3 separate regions of the Homo sapiens genome follow, and all the other regions are linked to region 1. Evidence: chromatin contacts called from ENCODE Hi-C or POLR2A ChIA-PET data. All regions are on one chromosome and are shown on one strand. Each heading gives the region's core, a stretch centred on a gene start or an enhancer-like site at or near the end of the contact. The rest is flanking DNA. Distances are from core to core; before and after follow the strand shown.

Evidence for each region. A loop is a pair of places that touch in the nucleus more often than their neighbours do. ChIA-PET counts read pairs that join two places held with the same protein, here RNA polymerase II (POLR2A). Pooled maps may share reads with other maps.
Region 2: a map of CD8-positive, alpha-beta T cell shows a loop between it and region 1 (1.8-fold over the local background). The contact joins the enhancer-like site here to the promoter of RDUR in region 1. A Hi-C loop is called at or near these places in 3 of 168 maps with a recorded cell type or tissue (CD8-positive, alpha-beta T cell and naive thymus-derived CD4-positive, alpha-beta T cell) and 9 of 50 pooled maps. POLR2A ChIA-PET finds 5 or more read pairs at or near these places in 9 of 52 experiments (BJ, OCI-LY7, T-cell and 6 more).
Region 3: a loop to region 1 is called in a map of naive thymus-derived CD4-positive, alpha-beta T cell, with 3 times the contacts of the local background. The contact joins the enhancer-like site here to the promoter of RDUR in region 1. A Hi-C loop is called at or near these places in 6 of 168 maps with a recorded cell type or tissue (CD4-positive, alpha-beta T cell, Calu3, HepG2 and 2 more) and 9 of 50 pooled maps. POLR2A ChIA-PET finds 5 or more read pairs at or near these places in 1 of 52 experiments (activated naive CD4-positive, alpha-beta T cell).

Annotation. Positions count from the first base shown.
Region 1 is chr3:101,939,566-101,944,034 of GRCh38, forward strand. RDUR (RIG-I dependent antiviral response regulator RNA) reads left to right here and starts at 1,294. Exons shown (of 4, transcript NR_026934.1): 1 at 1,294-1,460.
Region 2 is chr3:102,077,308-102,082,152 of GRCh38, forward strand. No RefSeq gene overlaps it. Among named protein-coding and RNA genes, the nearest start is that of RDUR, 140 kb to the left of the region's middle. Within about 2 kb of position 1,729, at least 10 of the 41 ENCODE cell types and tissues checked have a DNase peak (open chromatin) inside an H3K27ac peak, as active enhancers do; they include CD8-positive, alpha-beta T cell, where a contact is called at or near this core.
Region 3 is chr3:102,111,256-102,115,997 of GRCh38, forward strand. No RefSeq gene overlaps it. Among named protein-coding and RNA genes, the nearest start is that of RDUR, 170 kb to the left of the region's middle. Within about 2 kb of position 3,181, at least 6 of the 41 ENCODE cell types and tissues checked have a DNase peak (open chromatin) inside an H3K27ac peak, as active enhancers do; they include CD4-positive, alpha-beta T cell, where a contact is called at or near this core.

The DNA.
Region 1 (4,469 bases), core at 44-2,543:
TAAATAAATACTGATCTCATTCTTTTCCCTAATCGTGGTTATGCCTCTCATACTCACTTTTCTTTTCCATTAAATGGAATAATATGCATCAAGGACCTCATGCAGTTCCTGAAATGCAGATGCTCATTCCACGTTTTTTTTCTCCTTTCTTCCTTCCGTTGTGGCCTGCTCAGTTCAGGACTGTGTTGCTTCTTGTCTGGACAATTGTTGCGGCTCCCGACATGGCTCTTGCTCCTGCTTCAGACATTTGGATTCACCGCATTCACTGCTGGTTGGTTTTTCTTCCTCATGTGTGCTCTGATTAGGACACCCTTCTGCTCAGAAGACTTCACTTATTCATCATTTCCAAGAAAATGAAGTAGGAAAACATGTGGACCAAGTTATCTTAGAGACATATGTGCCATGACTTTCTTACATGTGAGGTCTATTTTGGCCAAGTGGTACCATTCACTGTTCCTTCAACATGTCCTTACTTTTCTATTCTATTAACTTTCCTCCTGGGTCTAGGATTGACAACGATGCAGTCTCAATCTTTGAAATCTATTTCTACCATGATGCTTTCCCTGATTCTTTAAACATATGGGATTTCTCTCTGCTTTGGCCCCCAAAAGACTTTGCACCTCTCATGTTCACCTTAGTTCTCATTTTAGTGGTTATTTATTTACTTGTTCACACTTACCCATTCCTCCCTTCATGATACAATAAGGTTTTGAGCCTGTGTCTAATTAATATATCTATATTTTTAAGTAGCTAGTCTTGCAGGCCCTGAAAACCTTTTGGTTCAATTAAAATAGTTTAACTTTGATATACAGACCTATGCTTGAAAGTGAAAGTCTTATAGACAACAGAACCACTGTTTATGAGAAGAGAAAGAGAAAAGATAAGAGGAATAATAAGAAAAAAGGGCAGCTTCCTTGGGTTATGAGGTAATTATTGGAATTCGGTCAGAAAAGTAAGAAATAGAAATAAGTACGTGTCCCAAGAGAAGCAGCAATACCTAGGATTATGCTGACAGAGTGAGGGGGATTTAAAAGCAGTCTCCATTCTAATGCTTTTTAAATTCTCGGCATAGTGTAATGATTACTATTCCAAAACAGAAGATATGTTGGCAAACTGCCCTGTATTTGAAAATAGAGGAAATGCCCTGGAAAGAATGAGATGTGGTAAAGAGAGGAAATGACAATGTACTGAAAAGACTGGGCTGTAAGTCATCACAGCGGCGCCCTGAAACCCGATATGTCAGGCAAGCTGGTGGGATCCTGGGATCCCTCATGTAACGGCACTCATTCTGACAGAAGCAGAGATAAAACAGACTAAGTACACAGAGGAGTTTAAGGTTTCGTGAATGTAAGTGCTGAGTACAGAATGGTGCTCAATAAAAGCTTGTTAATTGATGGACCACAGGTTTGTGACAAGACTTCTCAGAGTCTGATTCTTTCAAGGTGGGATATAAGAGTAAGGTAAGCACCTCAGAAAATGCCTGGGGCAGGTCACTCAGTGTTGCTGGGACTGATGGTGTTGGCTTGGCTTGACTAGGATTTAATAATACAGATGTGCCTCAACTTATGAAGGAGTTAAGTCCCGATAAACCCATAGCAAACTTGAAATACCATGAGTTCAAAATGCATTTAATACACCTAACTGACTGAACATTATCGATTAGCCTGGCCTACCTTACTCATGCTCTGAACACTTACATTAGCCTACAGTTGGGCAAAATAATCTAACACAAAGCCTATTTTATAATAAAGTATTGAATATTACATGTACTTTATTGACTACTGCACTGAAAGTGAAAAACAGAATGATTGCATAGGTATGCAATCATTGAAGTATGGTTTCTACTGAACGCATGTTGCTTTCACACCATTGTTAAGTCGAACTAACACAAATCTTGGACGGTTTGTAGTCATATCTTACCCTTACATAAGCCACTTATTTCACAAACTTAAATCATAAGTAAGAACTTGGATATCATCCAAGAAGGCCTTTGAGTAGCCAAATTAAGTCCGATTAAAAAAGTTCTTTAAGATGAAAAATAGCAGTTTAACCCTGACCAGTCGTTTCTTCTGGTTAAGACAGCACACATCTATATGGTTGACAAAGTTTCATTTCATTATAAACTTGTCTAAAAAGAATAGTATTCAAAACACATTTTTAAGCATAACATAGAGCATTTACTGCTCCATTAGACACACTTTGAAAATCAGAAGGCAATCTCTGAGATGGTGTGGTTTTGGTGAATTCTGCTTAAGTTGCTTGGCATTCAGGTTTTGTGAGGGCTTGGGCTGTGATCGTCATCCCTCCAACAGCTTTGTGTGTCTGAGATTGAATATATACCCATAACTCAGGGAAAATTTGTTTACTCATCATTTTATCATCAAATACACCATTATAAGTTTAGCAAGCAAAGACCAAGAAAAAGGTTAAATTAATATTGATGTTTTAATTTAAATGCAAGATAAAAAAAATCTGGTTAACTTTATTCTCCTAAACAGTTGTTGATGCTTTTTGAACTCTAAAAATGAATTATTTGAAATGATGCCTTTAAAGCTTTCCTTTCTCTATTTCACTTTAGTTTCTACAAGTATATAGGCTTCTCTTTCTAAGAAGATTCAGAAATTATCTTTGAGGAAAACTTCAAGAAATTTCTTTTTGGCCTCTTAAACTGGGCTTTTCATTGAATTCTGGTGCTCTTTGTTAAAATTTGCATGATTGGTTTTTAAATAATTCTGCTAGCATCGTGGTCTCATACAATTATTATTCCAGGATTAACGAGAGTCACAAAACTTTTATTAAATATCCAAAATACTAAGAAAATCACTTTCAATCAGCATGTGAGAACAGCCTATGATTGCCTTCTGCTGATTTACTGCTTGTTTGGCATGTTTGGCAGGATATTGCAATCTTGCTTTCCACTACCAGGTTCATGTGGGAAAACTTAGGAACTGCTCCATAACTGTCACATCTGTCGCCGATTTCAGATTTTTCTGAATTTCCCTCATTATCTTCTGTATTTTCACTGGTTTCAAGTTTGCTCATCAAACTTCCTGTTTTTAACCACTGATCCATGCTCCCAGTTGAAAATGTAATTTGAAACTATTCACATAAAAAAGTTAAATGCAGTATAACTTTACAACATTAAAAAAACCTCAGAATTTGGGCTTATTTTGTGTTATGGAAGAATTCACTGTGTTTAGAGAATTAAGCATAAGTATGTATTTGTAACAAAAAGTATCTGGTCTCATAAACTGCAGTGATAATTTAACTGATCTGTGGGAATTGGGTGTGTGTCCATGCAAAAGTTTAAAAAAAACTCACTGTTTTTTTTTTAAATTGTATTTTATTTTTACATTAACAGATAAAATCCCAACTTTTTTATTTTATTTATTTATTTATTTATTTATTTTAGATGTGGTCTGTCTCTGTTGCCCAGGCTGGCCTCGAACTCCTGGGCTTAAACAATCCTGCCTTTCTCCTGAGTAGCAGGGACTACAGGTGTGGCCATGGCCATGTTTTTATTAATAACTACACCATTGATCTTAATGAGACAGATGAGACAGACTCATTAAAAGAAACCCAACTGTAAAGTCTCTGTGGAATTGCCCAGAGATTATGTAACCTGATAGACTAGCACTCTTCCTGCCAGGTAGTGATATTACCATAACCTATTCTCGTAGATATGTTTTCAGGTTTTCTTACTGTAAGAGTCATGTTTATACTATATGATGTGGTCCACTGTGATTGGAGCAGAGGTGATAACTTGATTGGCCTGGATCAATCAGATACTCTTCTATAATTAGGGAATTGGAACTAAAACCTTCTAGTTTAGTCTAGTTACATTTTATGGTAGTCAGAATGCTAAGATGTCCCTAATCTCACTGTAGCTGGATATGATGCTAACCTGCAGCTACTTTAGAAAAGAAATATTGGTGGATAACACTCCTTTAATACCCTCTGAGACATGCAGAAAAATCTGCTCCTTTGCAAAATATGCACTGACTACTATGTCTTTTTGGGTTCTTGTATCTACTTTTTGTGCTTTTCTGACTTGGAACTTTTAGCTCTCACTTCTTGTTGCCATTTTGGTGTTTATCCAAGAGGTGAAGAATAGTCATGAGTCTCTCCAGTTCTGCCCATTCTGGGTCCATACTTTCTATACTGGACTTTCTGAGCTTTTTAATTGAAGGTATACCACAAAGACATCTGATTATTGACAGCATACTGCATACTGATTTTCCAACCTACCTTGGCAGAGTTGGAGCCTTGCTTACTTTTAGTTCAGTTGAGATAATACTGGAATCTTCCAAAAGAAACTTTGACAAAAACTAGGGATGGAGTTTGGTGGGAGTGGAGGGGTGGGATGGTGGAAAAGCATAGAAATCAATGAATTCCTGTAGGGCAGGGTTCTGATCTGTACTTTATGTCCAGTCAAGATTCAGTTTGGCTAGGACAGCTTTAGGGCAGGT
Region 2 (4,845 bases), core at 479-2,978, 140 kb after region 1:
CATTCTGGCTGGGGTATCTCATTATGGTTTAATTTGCATTCATTATGAAATGATTGTGATAATTCTGGATGTGAGAGAGTAGGGGGGATTTTAAGGAAGGGTCGGGGATGTGGGGACCTGAATATGGGCAGTGGTCATGGAAAGAAATGGGCAGATTCTAGAGGATTGATGAAAGAACAAACAAAGGTAATCAGTGACGACTGGAGAAACAGGACTTGAAGGTTGTCATGGATGATTCTGAGTTTTCTGGGAATTTGTGCCTCTAAAGTTGATTTGTCTGAATAGTAAAAATTGAAATCCCAAATCCTTAATGGAAGTTTTCAGAGTCCTGTACCCCTTGCCAGCCATCCTGCTTTAAAATGACTTGCTGTTCAAATTCTTCAGTGTCTCTTTCCTTTGCTTTCCTCTAAGCACCAGGCTTGTGCGTGAGAGGCTATAACTTGTCTTCTTTCCTTCATGTAGGTTGGTGATACAGACTTGCTGGTCCTCGTGAACGTGCTGGTGATTTGGACTCCAAGGGCAATCTGTCTGTCAGTTTTGACAGTATTGTCTAGTCTCAGTGAGAGATGGAAGGAAGACCACTGAGATTTCTCTGAGTCTGAAAATAGATACTCTTCTTAGCATTCAAATTTGCTTTGAAGGAGCATTCTTCACATGCCCATGGTCAGGAACAGTTTAAGTAGTGTTAGGATCCAAAAAGTTGATTGGATTTCCCCGCCTCTCTTCACAGTCTATATTTAGGCCCCAGCCTATCAAAAATATTTAAGAGGAGTATTTGGCATATTTCTGAAATGTTATTTTTGAAATATTATGCTGAGCATTTAAGCAAATGAACGACACAGGGACAGCTTTGGGCAATGCTATGAGTGGGTCTCCAGCACCCCTTTCTCTTCATTAGTGTTCTCAAGCTGATCTCTGGTTGCTTAGAGCTCTTCACAGAGGACTTCATCAGGACTGGCCTTCAAAATCCCTGCTGCTAAGCCTTTCCTTTCCCAGATCCCATATCAGATTGTCATGTTCCTAGAGGACTGAACATAGTCAGTGGTCTAATAAATAATAATGATAGATATGGTTTATTGAGTGCCTGGCATGGTGCTTTTCATACATTATCTCATTTTATTCTCACAACAGTTTTGGAAGTATTACTATCCCTCTTTACAAATGAGGAGAGACTGAAACACCAAGACTGTCATTAAGTTGGATAAACGTCATGCAGCTTGTAAGTGCCAGAGATAGAATAGGACCACAGGTCTCTCTCATAATGTACACGCCTGCTAATAATACTTTCAATCCCTTAATTCTGAGGAATGATTTCCAATGGGCATTTCAGGAATTAAGGCAAGCTCTCAGAGGCTCTATCGTTGATAAGGGCTTTATTTCAGTGGGGCCTTATTCTCTTAAACCTGCTTTTGAAGGAAGTAAGCTCTTTGCAAAGCTCTTGTTAGCAGAAAAAAACCACATGTCTTAATTCAAAATGTTATTTGAAATCTCACAATCTGTATTTTTAAAAATAATGGAAGGCAGGTGAACTGTTTGTCTTCAAAAGGTTTATTTTACACACCAACTCTTTACTGCCTCTCAATAAACGTTACTTAATTACAATGTGTTAAAAAGAATGAAGCAGAAGTATGGTCTGTAAAAATATTTGTTATCTTTTGCTTTTTTCGTTTCCTGATTCTGAGGAACTCTGAGCGGTTGTTTGTCAAACTGCTTTGTACCTGCCTGAGCACAAAGGCCCTTTTGCTGGGCTGGGCCCCATGCAGAATGGTGAAGTGGCTGAAGTTTGAAAAGCAGCACACTCCTCTCAGTGCTCCCAGCTTCCTCCTCTCCACTCATTTCCCTGCCTCTTTTATATTTTGTTCAAAATAAAATAAAATGCAAAGAAGACAAACTTTTCTCTTCCTCTCACTCAAGAAGGGATCTTCAGACACATTTTTATGTGATTGAAAGTAAATGTAATTTCCGGGTATTGACATTTTCAACTACATTTCGAATCACAAAACCGAAGATTATTTTTCCTGGTAGAAGGAATTCCAGGTTGAGAAACCTGAGGAGTGAGGTGTTGGGGAATGCCTGAAGAAAGAATTTGGCTAGGATGAGCAGAGTGTTCCTCCTCTTCTCCCCAAAGCAGACAGGCTTCATGAGAAAAGTCTTGAAGATAGCCATTGCTTTACTGATTTTTTTTCCTTGGTGGATTTTAGTAGTTCTGCTTTTTCAGATGATACTTCAGGCCATTTTTTTCACTGTGTGGCAGGAAAAAATAAAGAGGTTTCAAGGAAACAGAGCTGTCTTTTGCCCTGGGGCTTGTTGATCTGGGCAAGGTCTTTACCACCGAGTGCCCTTAAGGGAGGGAGGAATTAGTTCCTGCAACAGCGCTGATAAGGGTTTAGAGAGTGTTTCAAAGTTTACAAAACACATTCATGGAACAGTCAAGTGGAAAAGTTTTTTTAGACACATATAAAATATTATTAAAACTGAGTGCAAGTTATTTGGACTAGCCTTCATTTGGGACAGTCTCTCAAAAGCTGAATTATTCTTTTTTCTTCTGATGATAAAAATACTAATTGTAATGCAGAACAAGCTCTTTCCTCCATCTCCCCTTGTTGCCACTGCATGAGAGTAGCAGAGAGTAGTGCCTAAGTGGCAGTGATACATACATGATGGCTTGAATGGGGTGGCACAAAAAGCTTGTAGTATGATGCTGCCTGCCGTGTGGTGTTCCTGCCTAGTCAAGTCTTCCCCCTCCTACTTTCATTCTGGGCTGTGAGTTTTATACTAGTTTAAGCTAGCTCCTCATCTTTTGAAGCTCGTCATCTTTTTGAACCATGTGAGAAAGCCATCCCACACCATTGCTGTTGAACCTTTCTTCATGTGGAATTTGTTGAGACTTGAGGGCGCCCATCATACGGGGGACCATTATAAGCAAATCTCCCATGATTTTTCACCCTTGCGCTCCACGGTTACAGCCCACTTCTCATCACTCGTCATAATGTGATCCTCTCCCTTGATCCAACAAAATAAGCCAGTTTACAGCCTGAGCTTCCTACAATGAAGTTCACTGTCTAGTCTTACCTATTTTCACAGAACTTCTAATCAGCTTTTCAGGGTCTTAAATAAGTCACTCTATATGAATGAACAGCCAAAGCTGTCTAGATATTTGAGAAAACACTTTAATATGAAATGAACTCAGAGGAAGCAAAGACAATGTAGGAAAAAAAAACAAACTAAGATTCTCAGAGAGAGAAGATAATGAATCCATGGACATGAACAGGATACTATAAAAATGAAAAGAGAATAAAAAAGACCATCAAATATAAAAATGATGACAGTAGAAATTAAACATTAAACCAAAACATTGATACAGTTGTTGAGTAAATGTTACAGACTGACTTGTGTCCCCCCTCAAATTCATATATTGAAGTCTTTTTTTTTTTTTTTTTTTGAGGCGGAGTCTTGCTCTGTCACCAGGCTGGAGTGCAATGGTGCGATCTTGGCTCACTGCAAGCTCTGCCTGCCGGGTTCACGCCATTCTCCTGCCTCAGCCTCCCGAGTAGCTGGGACTACAGACGCCCGCCACCATGCCCAGCTAATTTTTTTTATTTTTGGTAGAGGCGGGGTTTCACCCTGTTAGCCAGGATGGTCTCGATCTCCTGACCTCGTGATCCACCTGCCTGGGCCTCCCAAAGTGCTGGAATTACAGGCGTGAGCCACCACACCTGGCCATATTGAAGTCTTAATCTCCAGTATTGGGAATGTGACTGTATTTGGGGATAGGGCTTTAAAGAGGTACTTAAGGTAAAATATGGCTCTTAAGGTAAGTCCTACTGGAATGTAACTGATATCCATTTAGGAAGAGGCGATTAATACTTATAGAGAGACATCAAGTATGTCCCTCACAGAAGGATGATCATGAAGAGGCAGCAAGAGGGCAGCTATCTGCAAGTGGAGAAAGGAGAACTTAGAGAAACCAGCTCTCCTGGCACCATGCTGTTGGACTTCTAGACTCCAGGACTCCCAGAATATACATTTCTCTTTTTAAAAATAGCCATTCTGTGGTATTTTGTTATGATACTCCTAGCACACCTATACAGTACATTTCCAAGACATCAAAATAACCACAAAAAAACAACAAGACAAACAAACCAAAATCAGAAGATGGAAAGTGAAGGACAAAAGAAGAAAGCAGGCAAACGGTCTAAGTGGATCAAGATCTTATAGAAACAGGCAAATAAAATAAAGAAAATTATAAAATATATAAGAAAATTTTATTAAATGTTTTGCCAAGTGCCTATTATAACAACAGAAAATAAAAAATGTATATCAAATCCTATTGTGAAATTTCCGAGCACTGGAAATGAAAAGCAGATCTTACAATTTTCCAGAAGGAATGACAAATAAAAAGAAGGAACAAAACATTGGTCATACCTACAAAGAATCAGAAACCAAAACGGTGTTTAATTTCTCAAGAAGGGGAAGTGTAAGTAATTGTAAGTGAGTAATTGTAAACTCATTTTATTAGTTGAATTTGTTTCTATGGCTATGTCTTAGGAAACTTCACACAACTTTTCTACTAATGTAAGAATGACTTGTTTTCTGTTTAATCCAAAATATTAAACATCATGGCACTTAGTATAGTACATTCTGCATCTGTGCTCAATAAAAGTTAAAGGGAAATGAGAGGATGGACTAAATATGATATTTGGCAGCAAAGTTTGCTGCCAGCAAAGATTTTTACCATCGTACTGGTCAGATGGCATTGTGATAACAAGATTCTGTTTTAAGCCACTGATCTAAAAGGGACTTTTTCAGAAGACAATGAATAGGAAAGTGAATCAAGTTGGAATC
Region 3 (4,742 bases), core at 1,931-4,430, 170 kb after region 1:
GCAGTGGCGTGATCTTGGCTCACTGCAACCTCTGCCTCCCAGGTTTAAGCAATTCTCTGCCTCAGCCTCCCGAGTAGCTGGGATTACAGACATGTGCCACCACACCCGGCTAATTTTTGTATTTTTAGTAGAGACGGGGTTTCACCATCTTGACCAGGTTGGTCTTGAACCCCTGACCTCGTGATCCACCCAGCTCGGTGTCCCAAAGTGCTGGGATTATAGGTGTGAGCCACTGGGCCCGGCCAAGGCTGACTATATTTATTTTAAAAGTTCTGTGGATTTTCTTCTTTCTCTGCTACCCTTGATATGGTAAGATCAAGCCCTCCTCTTCCTCCTCCTCAGCCTACTCAATATGAAGATCATGATGACGAAGATCTTCATGAGGATCCACTTCCACCTAATACCTAATAAACATATTTTCTCTTCCTCATGATTTTCTTCATATCTTTTTAAAAGAGATGGGGGTTCCCACTATGTTGCCCAGGCTGGTCTTGAACTCCTAGGCTCAAGTGATCCTCCCATCTTGGCCTCCTAAAGTGCTGGGATTACAGGTGTGAGCTACCACACCCTGCATCTGATTTTCTTTTTCTTTTTTAAAAATTAAAAATAAGAATCATGATTTTCTTAATAACATTTTTTTCTAGCTTACTTTATTGTAAGAGTCCAGTATATAATACACATTACATACAAAATATGTGTTAATCAACTGTTTATAGTATTAATAAGGCTTCTGGTCAACAGTAGGTTATTAGTAGTTAAGTTTTCAGGGAGTCAAAAGTCATATGTGAATTTTCAACTGTGGGGGTGGGGTGGGGAGTGGGGTAGGATTGGTGCCCCAACCCCTGCATTATTCAAAGGTCAACTCTGTGTTGTATATACACACTATATATATATAATATATATATTCAATATATTCACTATACACACACACACACATCTTTTGCTATACTGGCTCTTTTGGAGGTAAAAAGAGAAAACCGATATAGTAGTATTCTAGCAAATGAATGCAGAAGTTGGGGTTGTGTGAGGGAAGAAATGAACATGTATAGAGTGTATGCTGTGTGTTTGGCATTTTACATATAAAGCATGACGTCTGTTTAGGAACCTTTCCTATTAACCCCCTCTTGTTACGGGAAGGGCCTAAAGTTAGGTGGTTGCAATTGAAGAAGGAAAAAATGGAAGCAGTAATACAAGCTCAGGTAACCTCTACATCTTTCCTTTTCTCTTTATGCCACATGTTAAGTGTTAAACCCTATATCAGATGCAAAATTTTGAAGAATCCCTAGTGATTTTGGATTTTACATAAAAACCATTATTTTCTGGCAAAAAAGTGCTACTTGAATAAATAATTCAGGTAAAAGCAGATTTATACTTTTGGAATAAATTGTGGACTTTTAGAATTAATTTTAGCTGAATATGCTACTTATGAGATTATTGTCTACTGAACCAGAGGAGCCATACTGACATTTATCTATGGTGATCTTAAGCATTTTTATGAATTTATGTTTTGGGGAAGACATCATTGGAGTAAATTATGCACCTCTGCTCTTTAGCTGTCATCTATAGCTGATTGCTTCTCTTCTGGTTTGTATGACCTGTTCCAAAGGCAGTTCATGTTGGAGATGGAAGAACAGAGTAAAACCCACAATTGGCCTCCCTTTAACTAGTCAAACTAGTTAACCCAGTTACCTTTACAGTGTGGGTGACAATGTTTTATGATATTTGAAGGATCTAAGGAAACAATAAATATGATAATGGGTGACATTTTAATGGAAACCTATTGTTTACACACACTTTCACCATACATTATTTAATTTTTATAAAGAATAAAAGAATTATCTTGAAAGTAGAATCTGACTTCAGTTGTGTTATGCAATGCTGGAATTAGCAGAAAAGAAGGCTTAGAGTTGTCCAGTTACAAACTTCAGATACAAAGGGTTTCTGACATAGTAGAAATTCTCCATCTCAACTTAGGAAAGGAAAAAACAAACACATGGACAAACAAATAGGGACAAAAACTGAAAAATGAGGAAGAAATTCCTTATGCTGAAGACTGAATGTCAGGAGGAAGTTTCAGCATTTCTTCCCCCATTTGAATTTACTCTTTGGAATGATTCTTAAATATTTAAGCCTGATAGCTAGAAACTGAAAAATCGACACTCCCAAGTCATGTGTAGATTTTTAAGTAGTGACTCTTCTCCTTTCAAGGTTGATGATGATGATGATGAAGTTAATGTTTACTGAGACTTACCATGGATCACATACTGTGCTGACAGGTTTACAGGAAATATGCCATAATCTTTCCAATAACCTGATTAAACAAACCCTACTATCTCCATTTTCAAACAAGGGAAAATGAAGCGTAGAGAGGTTAATCGACAGCTAGTGAGTGGGTGAACTGACTGGATATCAGATTAACTGACTCCAAAGTCTGCATATTTAATGATTATACTTTACTACAGGGCAGACATTAAGGATATTGTAGCAGAGTTGTCTGAACAAAAATGTCGCTATTTTGCAATACATTCTAATCAGGTGAGCTGCTCGGTCAAATTTCCGACAGATCACTATTCATGTTAGTGGCCTTTGTGAAGCAGCCTGCAACACCTCGTGTCATGCAAGCCATTCGGCTGAGTTCACTTCTCCACTAGACCGCTGAGAAAGCTCACGGTGCCTCCACGAGGCAGTCAACATGGCTCGAAGTGAGGAGGCTGAGCCCACTCAGCAGCAGCCCTGTCATCTCAATGTTTGGCTTTGTTGCTATTACTGGTCATGTCTATTTTATGGATGAAAAACCTGAGGTTCACAGAGATTTTATCAAATGTTTTTATTAAGTTGTTATTTTTGTTAGAGACCAGATGACAACATTTTGGATTTGAAGAAATTTTTGTTAAACATAAACAGCATGAAAAATAAAGGTCTCAAGACCTCCCTTGACCTTCCAGCTACTCTGGAAACTCAATAAACACTAGAACATTAATCAATCTAGATAATTTCTTTAAGAGTAAGAAGCTTTCTATATGTGGCTCTATTCTAGAAACACTGGGTTCTAATAGAGAAGAGATATTCCTCTGGAGAGTTTTTTTTTTTTCTCTTCTCAGAATGGTGGCTTCCTTTTTCTTGCCTTTTGAGAAAATGTGTGTTCTGTCAGCAGCTATGAGCACAGATCTGGGTGCCGATCAAGACTTTGACGTGAGGCCTGAGAAAACGCAGAACTGAGGTAAATAGTTCCAGGAAACACTATACAGCCTGTCACGATGTTCTGCGGTATTTCAAATGTTTTAGAAAAAGGTGAACTTGAGGTGAATATGAAAAAGATAAAGGTTCATTTTAGTCTGGGAAACAGAAAATTCTGGAAAGCAAAAACTGAATTTTTATTTTCAGTGTTATATAAGCATAGCTTTTTGCTTTCATTAAAAAGAGGAAACATTAGTGAACTTGAGTTTGGGGCACACGTCGAATAAAAGCTAAGTCTGTTATCATGAACCTCAAAGTTCTTCATCATTTGGCTTCACTGATTGCATTGACTACCACTCTCCCCCTCCCTCACAGCTCTCTTGTCAAACAGGCCTTCATTAATTTCCTTGTACACTTGCTTTAACCTAAGGAACTTTTGCATTTGCTGTTCCCTCTGCCTGAAGTGCCCTTCCTGCCCTTCACATAGTGGATTTATTCTCACCCTTCAGGTCACAGCTTAAATGTTGTCTCCTTGGAACACCATTGCTAGACCACCCTAGTCAGCCGCTGTGCCTCCCCTGCCCCTCCATCTTGTGTGCTCATCTGTGGCTCTCCTCTCCTTTGGGACACATGGGAAAAGTGTACTTTCTTGACACCCTTACAGGTGGGTAGGACTCTGGGACAAGTGTTGACCAACAGGACATAAAAGTGATGTGATGGTGCAGTCTCATTACCCTTGGTGTTGTCCAGGCATGAGAGCAACATGGACCAGATCCCCTGGCAATGTGTGGCGTATAAATGCATGAGTAAGAAAGCAAAACACAGAAAACACAACTTTGTTAAGACACGATATTTTTGGGATTGTTTGTTATTAAAACGTAACTGCTCCCATCCTATCTAAAACATTACCATATTTTATTTTCTTCAGAGCACTTTCTCCTTTTTGAAATCATTTCTCATTTATTTATTTATCATTAATCTATCCCCCGCCCCTACATTGTCAGGTACATTTGTAGATACACAATACACTAAATGATTAACTTTTCATGGGGTCTGTGGATCCTCATCAATCTCAAACAATCTTTAAAAAGCCTTTCAGAATAGCCCTTAGGCCGTCTGCTAACTACTTAGTCCTGAATCTGGTAAATAAAGAGATGTCCATTGATGGCCCTTGTTGAAATAGGCGAGGTGCCCATTACCTCAGTGCTCTCCCTGCCTCATCCATTTATCCTGATAGAGGAAAGCTGCCTAACTAATTCTGGAAAGTCTATAAACTGAGCAGGACCAGACAGAATGAATATTGTTTCCAGTTCCTAATGAGGGTCTCCTCCAAATACGTACTCTAGGAAGGAAGAAGGCATGTGTTTCCAGAGTCTACACAGGTTATGTTCTCTACCATATGTTCTCCCCCTGCCTTGACCTACTCATTCAGATAGACTGAATCAACTGACTCCTTCCAAATGGCACATACAAGGAAAGTTTGTGTTTTCTACCACGCTAAGAATTGAACTAATCAACACCTTTGTGATTTTCCTTTTTACTTGGAGTCCTTAGAGGCTTTGTTC